2 separate regions of the Mus musculus genome follow, and region 2 is linked to region 1. Evidence: chromatin loops called from intact Hi-C (ENCODE). Cell type or tissue: left cerebral cortex. All regions are shown on one strand. Links, peaks and the distances in the headings refer to the core of each region. The heading gives the core; the rest is flanking DNA.

Region 1 (8,333 bases), core at 322-8,321:
GGGGAAACAGTTGAATGTTGTCTAGAGGGTGCCGAAAGGAGGCTCCCTGGCTTCGGTCAGCTCGTTAGTGAGAACTGTATCAGCATCACCTACACTCAACCATTTCTGGGCAAAACAACGATGCTTTTCTCATGAGCAGCACTCACCAAAAGGCAAGATTCTGCCCAAGGCCAGCGTTGTTGGGGGCGGAGCTAGAGAACACACGGTTTGGTATTTTAACCGTGTGATTTATGATGTCATGCTGTCTAGTTACATACAATCTAGAGTCAATTTTACAGACTGATTGGATGATGTGAACCAGTGCACCAGATTTTAAAACAAGCTTCCATTAATCCAAGCCAAGAATCACATTCTGTCAAATATCAAAATGAACTCTGACACATTTTTAACATGTCTCCAGATCTCAAATGTTTCCTGTGTCACCCATTATCATTAGCTTATTTTTAGTTTATAGATATTTAAAATTAGGATACTCCAAATGTGTGCTATCTGTATAAAGCGGTTTTGAGTTAAACAGGTTAGTCTACATTATTGCCCCGGTGGAATCATTGCTTTAATACTTAAAAGAATCGGGAAAATAACTCAATGGCACTCACATCAATTATGCCAGATTTATGACTTAAAAATTTTTAATTTTTATAGCAATTTTCCCTGTCACTCTTTACTAACATTGTTTATTCTTAGATTGCCAGTGGCTAAGTTCTTAGCAATTAGGTGGCCCCCAGGTGAATAGCCTGTTGGTGCATCGTTGATCATGAGAGACCAACTTTTCGATAGCCCCTACCTCAGTGCTCCCCGCGGGTGTCTGCTGGACCCAGAGCAGTAGCAGCAGGGTGAGCTGCCCTCCTGGAAGCCACAGCGCCATCCTCCTGTCTGTAGCACTTGGTAGACACGTTCTCTTAGATCTACTGGTCAGTGGGCAGCTTGGTGGTTTGTGTCAGCAACACTTCTTTATTCTGAAAGCCTCGTCCCAGAATACGCTCTAGAGTCCTCCTTTGGCATTTTCTTTTCCGGCTGTGTCTGAGGTTCTGCTCCTGCCGCAACTGTGACTTCTGTTGAATATCAACAACCTCAACAACCGACAGTTTCCTCCAAGGTAGAAGTCTAGCGCCTTTGCAGTGTTGAAGTCTCCGCGAAAGGGCCAGATGTGCGCGGCACAGAATGGTTTTCAGTGTAAAGAAGGCAAAAACCGTCTCTCTGTCTAGTCGGCATGCAGGGGAATGCCAAGGGTCTGTTCAGGGTCAGGCTGTGCAGTTCAGCCTTGCCTTTCCCAGATCGACAAGAAAAGGCATGCTCCAGGAGTACTCGGGCCAAGTCCCATTATCTGCAGCCCCAGGCTTTCCCTGTGAGCCACTGCAGTGGCACATGAAGCGCAGCTGGGGAGATGCGATCTTAAGGTGGACCTGTGTCAGGCTCATCTGGCAGTGCTGATAGCCCTGCCCTGGAATGATTGCCCTCCAGCAGCACAGGCTTTTAATGTTGTGTGTTCTTTGCTGCCTCTCCACGGTGTGTTTGAAACATCCCCGTTCAGAGACGGGGGCTGTTGGAGTCACAGCTTTGAATGTTTATTTCTTTTGAGAGCTTCAGGTTTTCTATCTATTGTAATCTGCAATGAGGCCCGCAGGCAGGAGTTAAGTCCGACTTTCCACTGTTAACCACATTTCCTGCTCAAGTCTGGCTGTCCTTCCACTACTCCCGACCTTTCAGAGTCTGCTGGCTCGCAGACGTTGTTTATGTTCCCTGCCTCTTATCTAACTGTGACAAGAACCAAATTCCGTTCTTGGGAATTGTGGTCCTGCTTTCTTTTTACCACGTTAAATATTGGTCTGTCTGAAGTTTCCCAAGTCATAGAAGCATAAAAGAAGGAACGCTAATTATTCAAAATGATTGCTTGGAGAAAGCCACTATTTTGATTTACATTTTGGCTTTATACCCACAACACACACACACACACACACACACACACACACACACACACACAGAGCAGAAGTGAAATCACAAGACTTTGTATACTGTTTGTTTCCCATTAATGTTTTATTTATTTATTTGTTTGTTTCTCACAAGTGTGTGTGTGTGTGTGTGTGCTTGTGTGTGTGTTCAACTTGAGTGTCTTCCTACCCCTCACTCTCCACCTTAGTTTTTGATCCGGGCTTTCAGTGAACCTGGAGCTCACAGATTTGGTAGTGGATTGAGAAGCCCCGTGTCTGCGTCCCCATACTAGGACTGCAGGCGCGTGCTGCGTTTGTTCTGTTGTTGCTCTGCCTGATGAGTTCCTGTGAGCTGCATGGCCAGTGCCTTCCCAGCAGAGCCGTCTTTCCAGCCCTAATGATTAATTTTTCAAGGGTTTTTTTCAAGATAGTGTCTCATATATCCGAGGCTGGTTTTGAACTCAATATGGAACTGAGGCTGACACTCAATCTTTGATCCTCTGTCTCTATCTCCTGGGTACTGGAATAGCAGGGGTAAGCCATCATAACCTGTTTCTATGGTACTGGGGGGTCAGACTGCCAGGCCTTTATGCTAGACAAGCACTCGACCAATGCAGCTGCATCAGCAGCCAGCACTGTAACATTTACTATTAATGTGTGTGTGTGTGTGTGTGTGTGTGTGTGTGTGTGTGTGTGTGTGTGTAGCTCGAACTTGCCTTGAATTCTTGATTCTCTGTCCCTGTCTCAGGAGTGCTGGGATTACAGATGTGCTCAAGAGCTCCAAACTTAAGATAAAGCCATGTTTACTGTTTCCCACTAATACCTAATACTTGACAAAATTGACTAGCTGCTCAGGATCAGAATAGGTGCATAGGTGGAGACATCGGAACTAGCGAGGATTAGGCAAGGGCAAGCATAGAGAATGTACCGCGAGGAGGTGAAACTCAGCCAGTTTCTTAATGGACTTTAAAAATGGCTTTTAAATAAGATTTTACTCTGTGGTTCATTTTTCTCTTTCTTCCCTTCTTTTCTTCTTCCTCCCTCCCCCCTTCTTTGTGACCGAGTCTAACTCTGTAGCCTTGGCTAGCCTGGAACAGTTTGTGTAGACTGGCCTCAGTGTTACAGAGATATGCTGCCCCTGCTCCCTGAGTGCTCTGATTAAAGGTGTTTGTCGCCACAGCCAGCGGCTCTGTAAGTCTTAAACTTACCTTTAACCTAACAGCAATTTGAACTGGCCATGGATTTGACCCGGCACAGTGAAGCCTGTGTGCTCTGCCACACACAGTTCTTTCCTGTAGCTGTGTCTCATGAACCATGACACAGTATGACAGCCAGGAGACAGATTCTGGTGGAATGGAACGTGTGCACGTCTGTCGCCTTTCATCACTTGCAGAGCCTTTAGGAGACGCACTCGGCCACTATAAAGATGTAAATCCAGGGGCTGGAGAGATGGCTCAGTGGGTAAGACGGTTTGCCACCCTCACAGAGGAGCTGGGTTTGACTCCCAGCACCCACACGGCAGCTCACAGTGAACTGTAACTCCAGCTACAGGGGGTCTTATATCCTCATCCAGTCTCCACAGACAAAAGGTACACATGTGCTGCGTAGACTTGCAAGCAGGCAGAACACCCTCTCTCTCACACACAAATAAATAGACAAATAAATAAAATATAAGAAAAATGGAAAACTACATATCACTACATAAACCTAATCGTGACCTTGTGACCTCTAGGAGTCATGGCTTCTCTCTCCTCCCTGCCACCCCTAATCTCTAGAAATAACTGTTTTCCCATTGCCCCTGCAGATTTGTCACTTGAAGGATATTGGATAAACAAAGCACACAGGGTGTTGATGTTTTTTAACCTTTCCCCACTCAGCGTAATGCCCTTGAGGCCGACATGCAGGACTTAGGTTTTGCGGTTGTATAATAGTCTTTCATTAGGTGCTCCTGCTAAGGGACCACTGAGTGCCTTCCCTTTAATGTTCCGTTTTGGACTATCGTTGCTAACTCTCGGACATGCTTGCAGCACGAGCCTGAGTGTGTTTTCTGTATGCTTGAAGACATAATCGAGAGAACTGACCGCTGAGATATGAATGTGTATATTTAGGTTTAATGGCAGCCACCAGCGATGTTTGAAATGGCCTCTTAAGATGTTTGAAATTCTTAGATTCCCCATTACCAGCTGCTCCTGGGTATTGGAGGCATGGCAAGAACTGGAGTTAGAATCTGAGCGTTACCACCGTGCTCCTCACTCATTCACACACTGGCTAAGCTAGCTTTAAGGTGAGACATCTTGCTGGGCCTCACAGACTCAGGAAGGTTAGCGAGGTCAGACTCCTGCTTTCGTGAGAGACTCTGCTGGGCACCTCTTCTGTTTGGCTTTATGCTTGTTTTCTCAGCCTGCAAGAGAGTCAGGAGTAGAGACATTTAGAACCTTTTATCTTCATTTTTATTGGATGAATGTTTTGCTTTCATGTATCTGTTTGCCACATGTGTGCCTGGTGCCTGTGGAGGTCAGAGGAGGGCATCGCATCTTCAGGTTTGATAGGTGGCTGTGAACCCACACCCTCAGGTTTGATAGGTAGGTGTGAACCTCTCTGTGTGGGAATTGAACTCAGGTTCTCTGCAAGAGCAGTAAGTGCTGTTAACATCTGTGCCACCTCTCCAGTCCCGAAAGAGTCACCTTAACTTTCACTCCCTAGATGTGGCTACTGAGGTGAGGTTTTGGGAAATTGAACGAGTTACTTACTCTCCTGTCCTTCATACTCCACTGTCTCCCCAAGCTCGAAATGAGTGGTGTCAGTTTGTAATTATTGTTTGGGCAGCGTTCGCTAACATTCTTACTGTGAATGCCACTTCTAGACTTAGACCAGTAGAGGGCAGCAGGAACTTTGATAACATTTAATGTGATTCCCTGTGTTGTGTGTTGCAGGAGGAAAAGGAAAGTGTTTTTCAGTGTGATTTTTTTTCAGGCCTTACATTAAGTAGTTTAGTCACTGGGAGGGTCTTGCCTAGAGTTTAGGGGTGGGAGATGCTTGTATAGCCCTACTCGATTCTCAGCAGCTCCTGTTGAGATCTTGAACTCTCACCCGTGTGTCGGTTTTATCGACGAGGCATCTTACTGCTAGAAATCCGTGCTGTTGCCAGGAGAGGAGTTTGGTAGAGGCCCCGTATTCGACAGTCAAATCATTTTTAAGCTGCCTGTACTTTGTAACTCTCAGTTATCATTTACCGTCAACATCCTCAGAGAAGTGAGTGAAGCTGTCAGCTACCGCGGTGACTGTGAATCAATCCACTCTCTGCCCTATCAAGAAAGCATCTTAGGCTGTACCTGAGCCCTACAACAGCTGGAGAAGTGTTTGTTGAATGAATGAATGAATGAATGAATGAATGAATGAACAAGGGAGGGAGGGAGGGACTGTGGTGAAATGTCAGTACCCAGTGCTGCTCATCCTCCCCATACATTCCTTTATTCTGGACAGACCTCTGAACACTATAATATGTTTATCAGCTCCTTGAAGATCTTATGCAGTCCATTCTGATCATATTGCTTTTCCGCCCCTCCCCCAGCTCCTCCTGAGTCTGCATCCCACCTCCCCCGGCCTCTCCCAACTTTGCATCCTTTTTACAAATATCCCACCAAGTCCATGTGTGCTACCCATATACTCATGGGTTCGGGGCCATCCACAGGAGTGTGCTTGACCGTCCAGGGGACACCCACCTAAAGAAGAATAGTCTGCCTTCCCAGAAGCCATTGGCCATCGATAGCGTCTCATTTAGGGTGGGGACTCATAAGACTCTCCACTCCATGTTAGAATGCTCGTTGGCTTAGCCTTGTGCCGGAGACCAGAGCTGCTGTGGGTTCCAGAAGACAGAGGTGCTGCCGCTTCCAGTGGTCACTGTTATACCTTGGTACTCCATGACTCCAACCCTTCCTGTTCTGCCACCCGTCTCTGCGAAGTCCCCAGAGCCTTGCAAGGGTGGGTGGGTGTTATCCTGCGAACAGCTCTCATGGAGTTAAAACGCTCACTGTCTTCCTGTAAAACACTCTCCGTGCTACAGCTGGACATAACAGAGCCTGGAACGATGTAGGCCTTGTAGCTCCGTGTTCCAGCCAAGTGACACCTCTGCTATGTTGAGAAGCGGGAAGAAGGCCTTAGTAGGGATTGGGAATCCCACTCTGCAAAGCCATGTGCTAAATAAATCTTTACTTTAAAAAAAATTGTTAAAACCTAGGGAGATGCACAGCTAGCGTGTTGGCAGTCAGGACAATGTAAAGGAATGGGTCTTCTTCCTCCACTCTGATGGCCCAGGTCATCGGTCTTGGTGGCAAGTGCTTTTCACCCTGAGTTCTTTGGTCTCCCTTATTGAGGCCGAGGATGTGGCCGAGTTGGAAGGATGCTCTGTTAGCATTCATGAGCCTCTGAGTTCACCCCTCAGAACTGGTGTAAAACCAGGCATGGTTACACCTTTCTCAGCCTACACAAGACTCTGCCTACAAAACCTCTTCCTTCTTGATAACTTTCCCAGTCCGAAGTACTCAGCAACTGAAAACAATGTGAAGCAGGCGCTTCCTCCTCTCCCTAGACACAGGGAGGACCTCCTTCAGGGATACAGTGAGTGGGCTCATCCATAGGAAACAGGATGGAGGCGATGGTTGGGAGAGCACAGGACTGGACCTGTCTTACGTGAGCATCTGCAGCGTCACTTGCAGGGAAGGTTTTGAACTTTATGTGTGTGCATAGGTGAATTATTTTAGGAACTTCGAGAAACCCAGACCCAAGAGAAGTGTATGTTTATTCTCAATTCTTTCCCACAAACTAAGTTCAAGGCTGTGCCAGGAGAGAGAGTCCCCTCCTCCACCTACAACAGGCCCAGCAGTAAGGAAAAAGCAGGGGACACCAGACTGGAAGAGGTGAGAAAATTATGATACACACACACACACACACACACACACACACACACACACACACACACACCCCTAAGTAAGATGTTAACTCCTAATACAATTAGCTGCCAATTGTGCATGAAGTCGAGGGTCTCCAGGATACAGACAAGGAAGTCAGACCGTTGCTAAGACATAGGGCAACCCACGGAAATACAACTGGAGCTGAGCTGGACACTGGTAGGCAGGGATCCACACCTCATAGTTTCCACATTCTCTGGAATCTTACACACACGTCTACTTAATTTTCCCTTCTGTTTTTCTTGCAGCTTCTCTAGGCTCTAAGACAAATTTTTTCCCAGTTCCCACGGTCCTTAGAGACATCACCGTGGGTTATGGCAATGCAATATTTCCATCCTTTTTGTTTGACAGATTATTATTTATTTTCATCACAGGGTCTCACGTAATCCAGGTGGCCTCAAGCTATCCAAGTACCATTTGTAACCCTGATCCTCCTGCCTCTCCTAAGATGCTACAATTACAGGCTTGTGCCGCCATGTCTACCTAGAGTTGGCTTAATTTTAAATATCTAATTTGTTCTAGAACTTGACCTCTTTTATTGCCAGCAGCTTAGGTCCCGTAAAGCCAGGTAGAGACAAGAGATTTTTGTTTTAGATGCTTTCCAGCTTCCCAGGTGAGCTCTGCAGATCCTTAGAGATGTCATACACATGGCATCAGTTGTGCCAGTGGCTAAGTGAGCTTTTCTTTAGGTGCGTACACAGTGGGGGAAAATAGCATCTTAAAGGCTTCCTGATTTGGTCTTGCTAGCTCAGTGGATTCCTATTCTGTCATGGATGTTTTAAGGATGACTGTATTTTGTTGTCATTGTTCCTATAGAAGAAGATGGTGCAGTGTATATCTTGCAAACAAAGGCTTTTCAAGTTCAACACACTTTTGATTGTAAATGTGTTAACTGAACAACTCGATACTGTTATCCTAATGTAGAAACCAGCAAGACACATTTTAGCTGAAACGTAACATAGGTTTTCTGGTCTTAGCATGTGGTTTCATCGCTTCATTAATAGTAATTTTCTTTCCTTAATTAAAAAAATATGTCTTTAAATGTTGTTTCAGGCTGGCAGATCTTTGGGCAAAACCCTAATTGCTGTCAAGGAAAACATTGTTTTGCAGCCAATGTGCGAGCGACCGCAGTTACGCTTTCATGTAAGTTGTGTACAAAACTGTAATGTTGAGAAAGGAAAGTTTTGGTCAATCTGGTGCCTCTGGATTCCAACTGCAGTCACATAAACATTGACATTTTGTGACTAATGAGCAGGAAAAACAGCTACTCACACTCGGAGTCCAGCTTAGACACTGTTCACATATTGACCGGTAGAATGGCCAGTTCTAATTCTCCCCGTGATTTGAACCATGATGATCTAAGCCAGCAGCGGGATAGGATGGGGAGCCGACATGCCTGGTCTCTTGCTTGATCACGTGGGCCAGACCCAACCTCGGA
Region 2 (8,333 bases), core at 285-8,284, 61 kb after region 1:
TATATAATATCTAAATTAGATTCTGATATATAACCCCTGGACTTGATATATCAATACCAGGGGTTTAGGGAAATGGTTTGGGATAAAGTTTTGAAACGGAGACTTCAGAATAAGGAACATTAAATAAATACAGCCTAGTGTAAAAATAGAGATTTTCTTCTGGGGCTAGAGAAATGGTTCAGTGGTTAAGGGTGCTTGGAACCCCTGTAGAATATCTGAATTCAGGTCTCAGTACCCACTACAGATGGTTCACAGCTGCCTGTAACTCCAGCTCCGGCGGGTCTGACACTGTTTTCCGGCCTTTGTAGCACTCAAAAGAACATACAGAGACACGGACACACAGAGACACATGTGTGAATGCAAACAAATCATTACTAGAGCTTTAAGAGGACTGTCCTTGAGTGCTCTAGAGAGCCGCTGTAATGCAGTAGACAGGGGACGCGGAGTACGGAGTCAGGCGCTACCTGACGGTTGTGAAACTCTGGCGAGTTGCTTCAATCTACCTGATGCTTATTCAGTATTGAAAATTCATGGCTCATAGTCTCTCTTCATATTTTGTGAGAACTATAATAATGGCTATCATAGATTAGACACATACACACAGATAGGCAGATGGACAAACAGACAGACAAACACACACACACACACACACACACACACTCACACACACACACACACACACACCAAACTGCAGAAAAAAAATAAGCAAACTGTGGAAAACTGAAAATGATAAAATGTGGATCTAAGTTGAAAGCCTTTCCCAGAAAGTTTGCCATAGGCTTCTGTTCCCCAATGTAAAATAAAATGGTTCCCCCCCCCCCCCCCGTTTCCCTTTGTTACAGTTACTCTGAACTCCTGAAGGATAATCTTATTAACATATGTAGCCAACCTTTGGAAATGTAAACTGAGAAATGTGTTTATGTAACAGTTGGCCTTTCCAGCCTTTCCAAGCACTGCCAAGGAGGTGGCACAAAACCAGCCTGTTTATTTTCTGGCATGGCACATAAATTTTGTCCACCAAAGTTCCAAGACTTCACTCAAAGTAGGGCTGTCACTAGTGGTCGACATAAACCAGATGCTAAGGAAGGGGGCAGAGCCCAAAAGAGCCACCAACAGGGCTTTATAAAGGATACATTGTAAGCAAAGTTTACACTACCAGCAGGATTGCTCGGCTCTTTTGTGTGTGTGTGTGGGGGGGGGCTTGAACCTGTGGTCCTCTTGCCTTAGACTCCTGACTGCTGGGCTCACAGGGCTGAATCTCCTAGCTTGGCATAGCACCTTTTCTATTACTTCTATTGCTACTTCTCCACTATAAATTCTTTATGTCTATTTAAGTATATATGGGTGGATATTTTGCCTACGGGTCAGTCTGTGACCCACCTGTGTGCTTCATGTTTGAGAAGGCCAGAAGATGCAGTCAGATCCGGATCTGAAGTTGAGAGATGCAATGTGGCTACTGGGAATGAAACCCAGGCTCTCTGCAAGACGTCCAGCACTCTTAGCCTCTAGGCTGTCTCTCCAGCCACTGCAGACCTTCACTAAGCGTCACGAAGTCCATTTTGCTTAGCTAGCAAGGTCTCTCACTTCGCATACCTTTTTCCTAATAGTCCATCTTATTCTTTGTTTCCAAAATAACCTTGCTAAAGCTCACTCCTGTCCATGCTGCTTTACTGATCCAAAGGCTTTCCAAATACCAATCAAGTTAAGTGCAAATCTAAGGCGCTGGTACTGTGGTTTTAGCACAAATGTGGTTCTAATAAACCCTCCCTCTCTTCTATGCCTTTCCCTGTACCCTGTGCCTTGGGGTCACGTTGGCATCGTTGATTCTTAAGTACATTTAGTTTTTCTCCTTTGGCCATGATCCTTCTTTAGAGTACCCTAGTTTCTCTAACATACACTTCCCAGTTTAGCTGTCCCCTTTGTATTGTTTATATATATATATATATATTCACACTATTTCCACTCCTGTAACACCTTACCTATTGTGGCGTTCTGTATTAGATTATAATCTTCACTCTGATGTAAGATCTATGAGAGCAGACAGTATATTCAATATGTTTTTATCACAAGCTCCTTCCACGTAAGAGCTGTCTAATAAAATGTTTGATAAACTTAAGTCAAATGCTCAGCATATGAACAGATAAAATTATGGGGCCGGGCATGTAGCTCAGTTGATGGTGCGATTACCTAAAGCACATGAAGCCCTGGGTTTGATTCTCCGGCGCTGCGTAGGTGGGGCACACCTGTAATCTCAGTAATTTAGGAAGTGGAGGATAAGAAGTTTAAGGTAATCTTCATCTATGAATCGAGTAGCCATCCTGAGCTACATCAAACCTCATTATATATGTGTATATATATATGCACATGTATGTATGATATATATCATAAAACTCCTGGTCTCTGTCTGTCTATCTGTCTGTCACACCATCCCTGGTGTGTGTGTGTGTGTGTGTGTGTGTGTGTGTGTGTGTGTGTGTATGTGTGTGCACTTCCCTATTTAACATGACCTTGGAGATAATACGGTCAGACCTTTTATTCTATAGCTATAAGAAGCTAATACACACTAAACAGCTGACCCACTCCGTTTCTCTGGCAAGGGACCAAGCAGCACCTTTACTGCCCCATCTTGGCTCTCAGTTCCTGTTCTCTGCAAGCCGCATCCCCACCTGCTTTGCCAGCCTGAACTGAGTCACTCTCCTGGTCAACAATGTCCCTGAACTTGGCACCAACGTTAGTGTCAAAGACAAAGAGTTCTTTCCCATCTCACAAGGGAAAACTAGAGGAAGGCTGGAGCTGCCAGCCCGTCTTACCAGTCGAAAGAGGCAGATGCTGTTGCTGGTGACATTGTAATGGGTCAGGACCTCAGAATGGTTGCTGATTCCAAACGATACATCTTGGAACTGTCGTGCCATGCTCCGGAACACAGACACGATCGGTATTTCTAAATCCTAAAGACAAAACAAAGCAAACAAGTGAAGAGACATAGAAGGAAGAAAGATATGCTCATGCCAGACGTTATCCTTACACATGCAGGCTATACTTGCAGTGTCATTTTTGAGTGTCCCAGGCTCTGTGAGAATATTGGTTATTATCAAAATTGTGTGGGCTAGTCGTACAGCCTGAATTCTACCTGTAGCTGAGGGATGCCTTGGTGTCCAGAGGTCTGTGAAGATGGACGATATAGCCATTCAAGCACCCAGAGAAGCAAATGTTTTGGGAACAATTTGTGGAGGAACAGGAAGATGTAACATAAAGGAGCAGGGGCTTAGCATGGTCCTCAGGAGATGTGCAGGAGCTGAGGTCATGTCCCCCCCTTCCAGGGATCCTTTCAGGCTTGCGCATGAGGGTACTTAATGGCCTGTGCACCTGTTGTACCCCAGGCCCGCAGTTAGGAAGCTGGGAGTCCAGTCATTAGTGATGGCCTCTCTCCTCCCACGGACACTACCACTGTAGTCCTTGCTGTGTCAGGACGGCTGTCCACAGAAGCTCCAGGAAGTACACAAGAGTAAACCTACATCTCACTGAGCTAAAGGCCATGTGAAAGGAGAAGGGACGGTTGCTACTCTCGAGTCTGGGATCACAAGACAGAACTGGAGACTCGCTCTTTTGAAAGGAAGAGGGCATTCACTTAGAAGCTGTGGACATTTGTTGGAGGGCTCCCTGGTTTGTAATCTGGGCTTTGGAATTGAATTGCTCAAGGACCCGATGGCTCCATCTGGTGGTCTCTTGTGTTACTACACCCTTCTCATTCTTTGCTCTTTCCTTTCTGAAACTCAGTCCCTTAGCACCAAAACCGGACTCCTGCTGGCACCCCATCTCAGCCATTTCCAGCTGTGTACACGGAATGGACAGGGTGACTGTGGGTTGGAATCAAGGGATGGAAGTAGACAAGAATGTCTGAAGAACGGCTGGATTAGCTGTGAGGATTGCCATCTGCTATTAGCAGAGCGAGAGGGAAAGGCTGGGATGAGACCCTCTTGTGTGTGACTGTCTACGTGTTAGCCTACAGCCAATGAGGAAGCTGTCAGTTATCCTGTCACCTTCTTCAGTATTCGGAGAAGGCGAGAAAGACGAGTGAAGGCCTCCCTATTTTTTTTTTTTTTTTAGCACATCCTGTGAAAAGTGTTTCCAGGTTTTATTGGTTTGGCCTGAGTGTGTGGCATAGTCCTTTTAGACCACTACTCAGGAGGCTGAGGCAGGAGGATTGTCCATGTGAGAGAAGCACAGGCTACACTGCAAGTTCTAGGCTGGCCTTAGTTTTGAGACCCTATCTTGAATAATAAATTAATGAATAAACGAATAAAATTTAAAAGTGCCTCTACTTTCCCTTCCGCCTGTGAGCAGGGTTCTATGGGTCCAGACTCAGGGAGTTTAGGGCATTTAGGACAACGATGAGATTTGACTGACTCCCTGCTGACACCTGCTTTCTTTCAAAGTGTCCACAGGTAAGGAGATTCAGCCATGAGACTCAGAGACCCTGAAGCAAGCGAGTGAAAGACCTCATGCGGAGGGCAGACAGCTTTGAAACAAAAGAACCTTGGATGATAATCTGAAAGCAGAGTGTGTGCCCTCTCACTCCCAAATGTCACTAGCCCAACAGGCCCCTGGATTGACTACCTTAAAGCCAAGATGCCCGATTATGGGTATGCAGGTGGGGTGTATCACAAACCTGGAAGAAGCCTATGACTGCCACTTCAGCAGCAGCGATGAGTTCCACGGTGGCTGGGACGTCTGTGAGCCATATGGGTTCCTGGGTAGTGCTGAGACCATCTGCAGTGAGAGGAGAGGAAGTGTGGGCAATATGCATCTTAACCCAGAAGCGTCTGGAAAATTTCTAGTTTGGAATGAAAGCACGCATGGTATTTTCTCGAGTCCCTGTCCCTGTCTTTTCCTCATGGCAGCTTCACTGTGGCCACACCACTGCCCCACCCCCACCCCTTTTTTCTTTTTCTATTTTTCTTTCTTTTACCCGTGGCTTCTTCCACATCTGCTGTAACCTCTGGAACCAGCCCACACACGAGGACAAACGAGAGGATTAGGCATCTAGACCTGGTGATTTTCATTGTTGCTCTCTGGTGCCCACTGTAGATGTTGAGAGTGGGTGCCAATCCAGGACAGGCTGGTGAACTGAAGTGGTTGTGTGTTATAAGAGCTCTGGGAACCTTGCAGCTGACTCCAGGGGGGAACTTTCACCTTCTGTGATAAGTGGCTCACAGTGGAAGAGCTCTGGAACATATCCAGCCAGAAGGAAGTCGGGTCCGTTCATTTAAATAATAAAAAAAAATATGTAGGTACTCTATGCGGCTTATTGATTTAAGCAGTCTATAAATATGGCTGTGAGCTGACCCAGTGCCTCTCAGCTTACGTTTGTTTTTGTTTGTTTGTTTGATTGGTTGGTTTTGGTTTTTTGAGACAGGGTTTCTCTGTGTAGCCCTGGCTGTCCTGGAATTCACTCTGTAGACCAGGCTGTCCTCAAACTCAGAAATCTGCCTGCCTCTGTCTCCCAAGTGCTGGGATTAAAGGCGTGCGCCACCACTGCCCAGCTCAGCTTACATTCTTGATGGGAGAGGTGAACACAAAAATCCATGATTTAAACATGTATCAGAGAGTGGTAAAACACAGAAAAATTCATAGGCTGCTGTGAGAGACACGGGGAACTCTTAGGGCCATGTGGGATTTGATGGAGGATGTCTGCCTCGAAGTCGCTACAGACAGAGGCCTGGGCGAATAGGCTCTGGGCATCAAAATGTGGAACGGACTTGTGTTGCTTTTCCCTGCTGTGAGAAAATATTTTAAGTGACCAGAGCAACCTAAAGAAGGTGGGGTTTATTTTGGTTCCCAGTTTGAGGGTGCAGTCAATCACAGCAAGGAAGGCACCCGGCAGGGAGGAAGGCACCCTGCAGGAGATCGAGACGGCTGGTCACACTATACCCACAGTTAGGAATGATGATGAGGGATGGTGGTGTTCAGCCTGCTTTCTCCATTGTAATATGTCCCGGCACGGAAGGACACCACCCATAGGTAGGGTGAGTCTTCCCACCTCCATGAACCTAATTTAGAAACTCCCTCACAAGCAGGCCTCGGGGGCTCTTCTCCTAGGTGGCTCTAGAGTCTGTCAAGCTGATGATCACTATTAACCAATCACAAGGGATTTAACGGGGAAGAGCCAAAAATCTAGAGGTGAAAACAGAATGTGAAAGAACTTTAGTCACTGAGAATCATGGGAAGGAAGAGAGTGATCCGTGTGGAGACCATCTTGCGATAGGCCTTTATGTGACGTAATACAATGAAGTAGCGTTGACGCTTCCACTTCTTCATCAGTAGATGTTGGGAGCCCACGAAGCAGGAGACAGCCTGATTTGACCCACGAGTCAAGGCTAAGAAGAGGTTTCTACAGGCAGTGGGGTGTTCATCTCAATCTTAGATGAGGCCATTCTAAGAAAATATTACACAATCAATGAGATTTAGAATGTTCATCCTCTGTATTATTAACATTCACTGACCATTATATTGTGACAACCCGTTGGCAAAGACATACATATCCCCTGTACCATGGCTCTCATCCATACGCCCATGCATAAGACAACTCACAATGTGGGCTTTCTGGTACCATATTTATTTAAGGGCAAAGGAAAGCAAATGAGGTTCTCAGTCACACACACAACGATTTTATTCTTTTCCTTTGGTGTTGTTTACAGTGTCTCCCACAAAAGGAGAGCTCCCCTTGGCAGAGAAGACAACGGGGTTCATCGAACCGGAAGAACCCAGTGGCAAGAATAAACTTCTGAACAGAAGGCCAAGGAGGCGTCAGCCGGAGCTTGCCCATTTCTTGACCTTCAGGACTCAAGGTGGGAGAAGCCAGGGTTTTAAGTCTCATTTGCAGGGAACACTCTGAGAGATGGGGTAAGATAAAACATATTGGTGATGAAATGTGTGTGTGTGTGTGTGTGACAGAGAAAGGGCCTAGCTAGGAACAGGGAGGGAGGAGGGAGTTTGTGATGATCAACATGGTCGGGAGAACTCTTCTGGTGGGTGAGGAAGGTGACAGGAGGGACGGACAGACGCACTCATTCTGTCCAATCCTTCTTAATGGCCAGGTTCCATTCCCAGGTGAGGTGGTCCTGTTTGTCGTCATCCGTGAAGAAGGACTTGTTGTGGTAAGTGCCTCGGGCCAGCATGCCCTTGGGAGCTTCCTCTACTGGAGTGAGGAATTCGTACTCCTCTGGTCGGGGCCCATAGCTGCCAACCATGAATGTGGCTTTATCCACTGGGAAGAAAGAAAGGGCTATTAGTGTGAGAGTCTGGTGTCAGAAAAGAAACTAAAAATGGGAGAGCCTGGTACGCAGCTCACATGGGCAGAAGCTGAAGCAAGTGTCCAAGCCTGGCCGAACATCTCTCTCTCTCTCTCTCTTTCTTTCTTTCTCCGTTTCTTTCCTTTTTATAACTAAGCCAGGTGTGCACAATTCCATTTGTAGTATCAGGGAAGCTAAGGTACGAACAAGTTTAAGACCAGGTCGAGCTGCATGCACACACAGGAGACCTTGTCTCAGAGCCCAAACAGTCCCTCCAGACAGATATACTAAAGCATCCTTAAGACCCCAAATTCCTTTGAAAAATGTGACTCATTTTGCCCCTCACTCCCCATACTTGGGGGGTGGAGTTTCAGTAAAAGTGTCAGAGTTGATTCTGATTATTAAGCCATAGTATGGCGTGACTTAAGTCGGTGGGCCTGAAATCTCTTTCCAGAGATGTAGCAGATTGCACCGTTAAAAACTGACAGAGGACAGTCAGGTAGGCAAACAAGTTGAGAGACCTACATTCTGACCCCAGGTTTGAAGCAGTTCAAGATTGGCAGCTTGCAGGGCGTTCTTTCTTTCTCTATATTACAGACTTCAATGTCATTCTATGAATGTCTTAGTTAGAGAGAGGGTCACTGTGACATCTGGGGATCAGGATATATAGAATTTAGGAATCTGAATGTTAGGTGAGAGGGGAGATCAGCAAATTGGTCAAAAGTTTAAAAAAAAACAGAGAATTTGGTACATGAGGTCAACCAACTGTACTTACGAGGGAGGGGAACGCTGGGGTGTGAATTCAGAACAGCTGGGGTTTAAATGGCACAGAGAGCTGGGAGGCGGGTACAGCTACCCTTCTAACTGCTGCACACTTTAGAGGGACAACTGCACACATGCCAGGGGCTGCTCGCTGACGTGAGTCAGCGCTGCCTCTGGGCTGGGAGGAAGTAGGAAACTGAGCTGGGTTTTCACCCGAGCAGACACTAGCAAGGCCAACAGTGTGTCTCAGGCCCCCAATCGTCTCTGGAATTTGATAGA

Evidence for each region. Hi-C counts contacts between places; a loop is a spot of excess contacts. Peaks named below come from ENCODE experiments on the same cell type or tissue, not always from the same donor. Only the 100,000 strongest peaks of a DNase experiment are listed, where the experiment ranks them.
Region 2: it touches region 1 in a loop (9-fold over the local background); 23 of 42 quality-filtered maps call a loop at or near these places.

What each region holds. Positions count from the first base shown.
Region 1 is chr6:136,856,379-136,864,711 of GRCm38, forward strand. Art4 (ADP-ribosyltransferase 4) reads right to left here and starts at 1,222. Exons shown (of 3, transcript NM_026639.2): 1 at 785-1,222. The coding sequence starts at 865. In left cerebral cortex, for the core only: a CTCF peak has its summit at 4,799 (motif pointing right); a DNase peak (open chromatin) is centred at 4,812.
Region 2 is chr6:136,917,060-136,925,392 of GRCm38, forward strand. It overlaps Erp27 (endoplasmic reticulum protein 27), which reads right to left and starts at 5,121. Exons shown (of 7, transcript NM_026983.2): 1 at 4,970-5,121; 2 at 4,670-4,770; 3 at 2,811-2,948. The coding sequence starts at 5,063. It overlaps Arhgdib (Rho, GDP dissociation inhibitor (GDI) beta), which reads right to left. Exons shown (of 6, transcript NM_007486.5): 6 at 6,601-7,267. The coding sequence ends at 7,068. In left cerebral cortex, for the core only: a CTCF peak has its summit at 3,716 (motif pointing left); DNase peaks (open chromatin) are centred at 3,721, 4,752 and 8,196.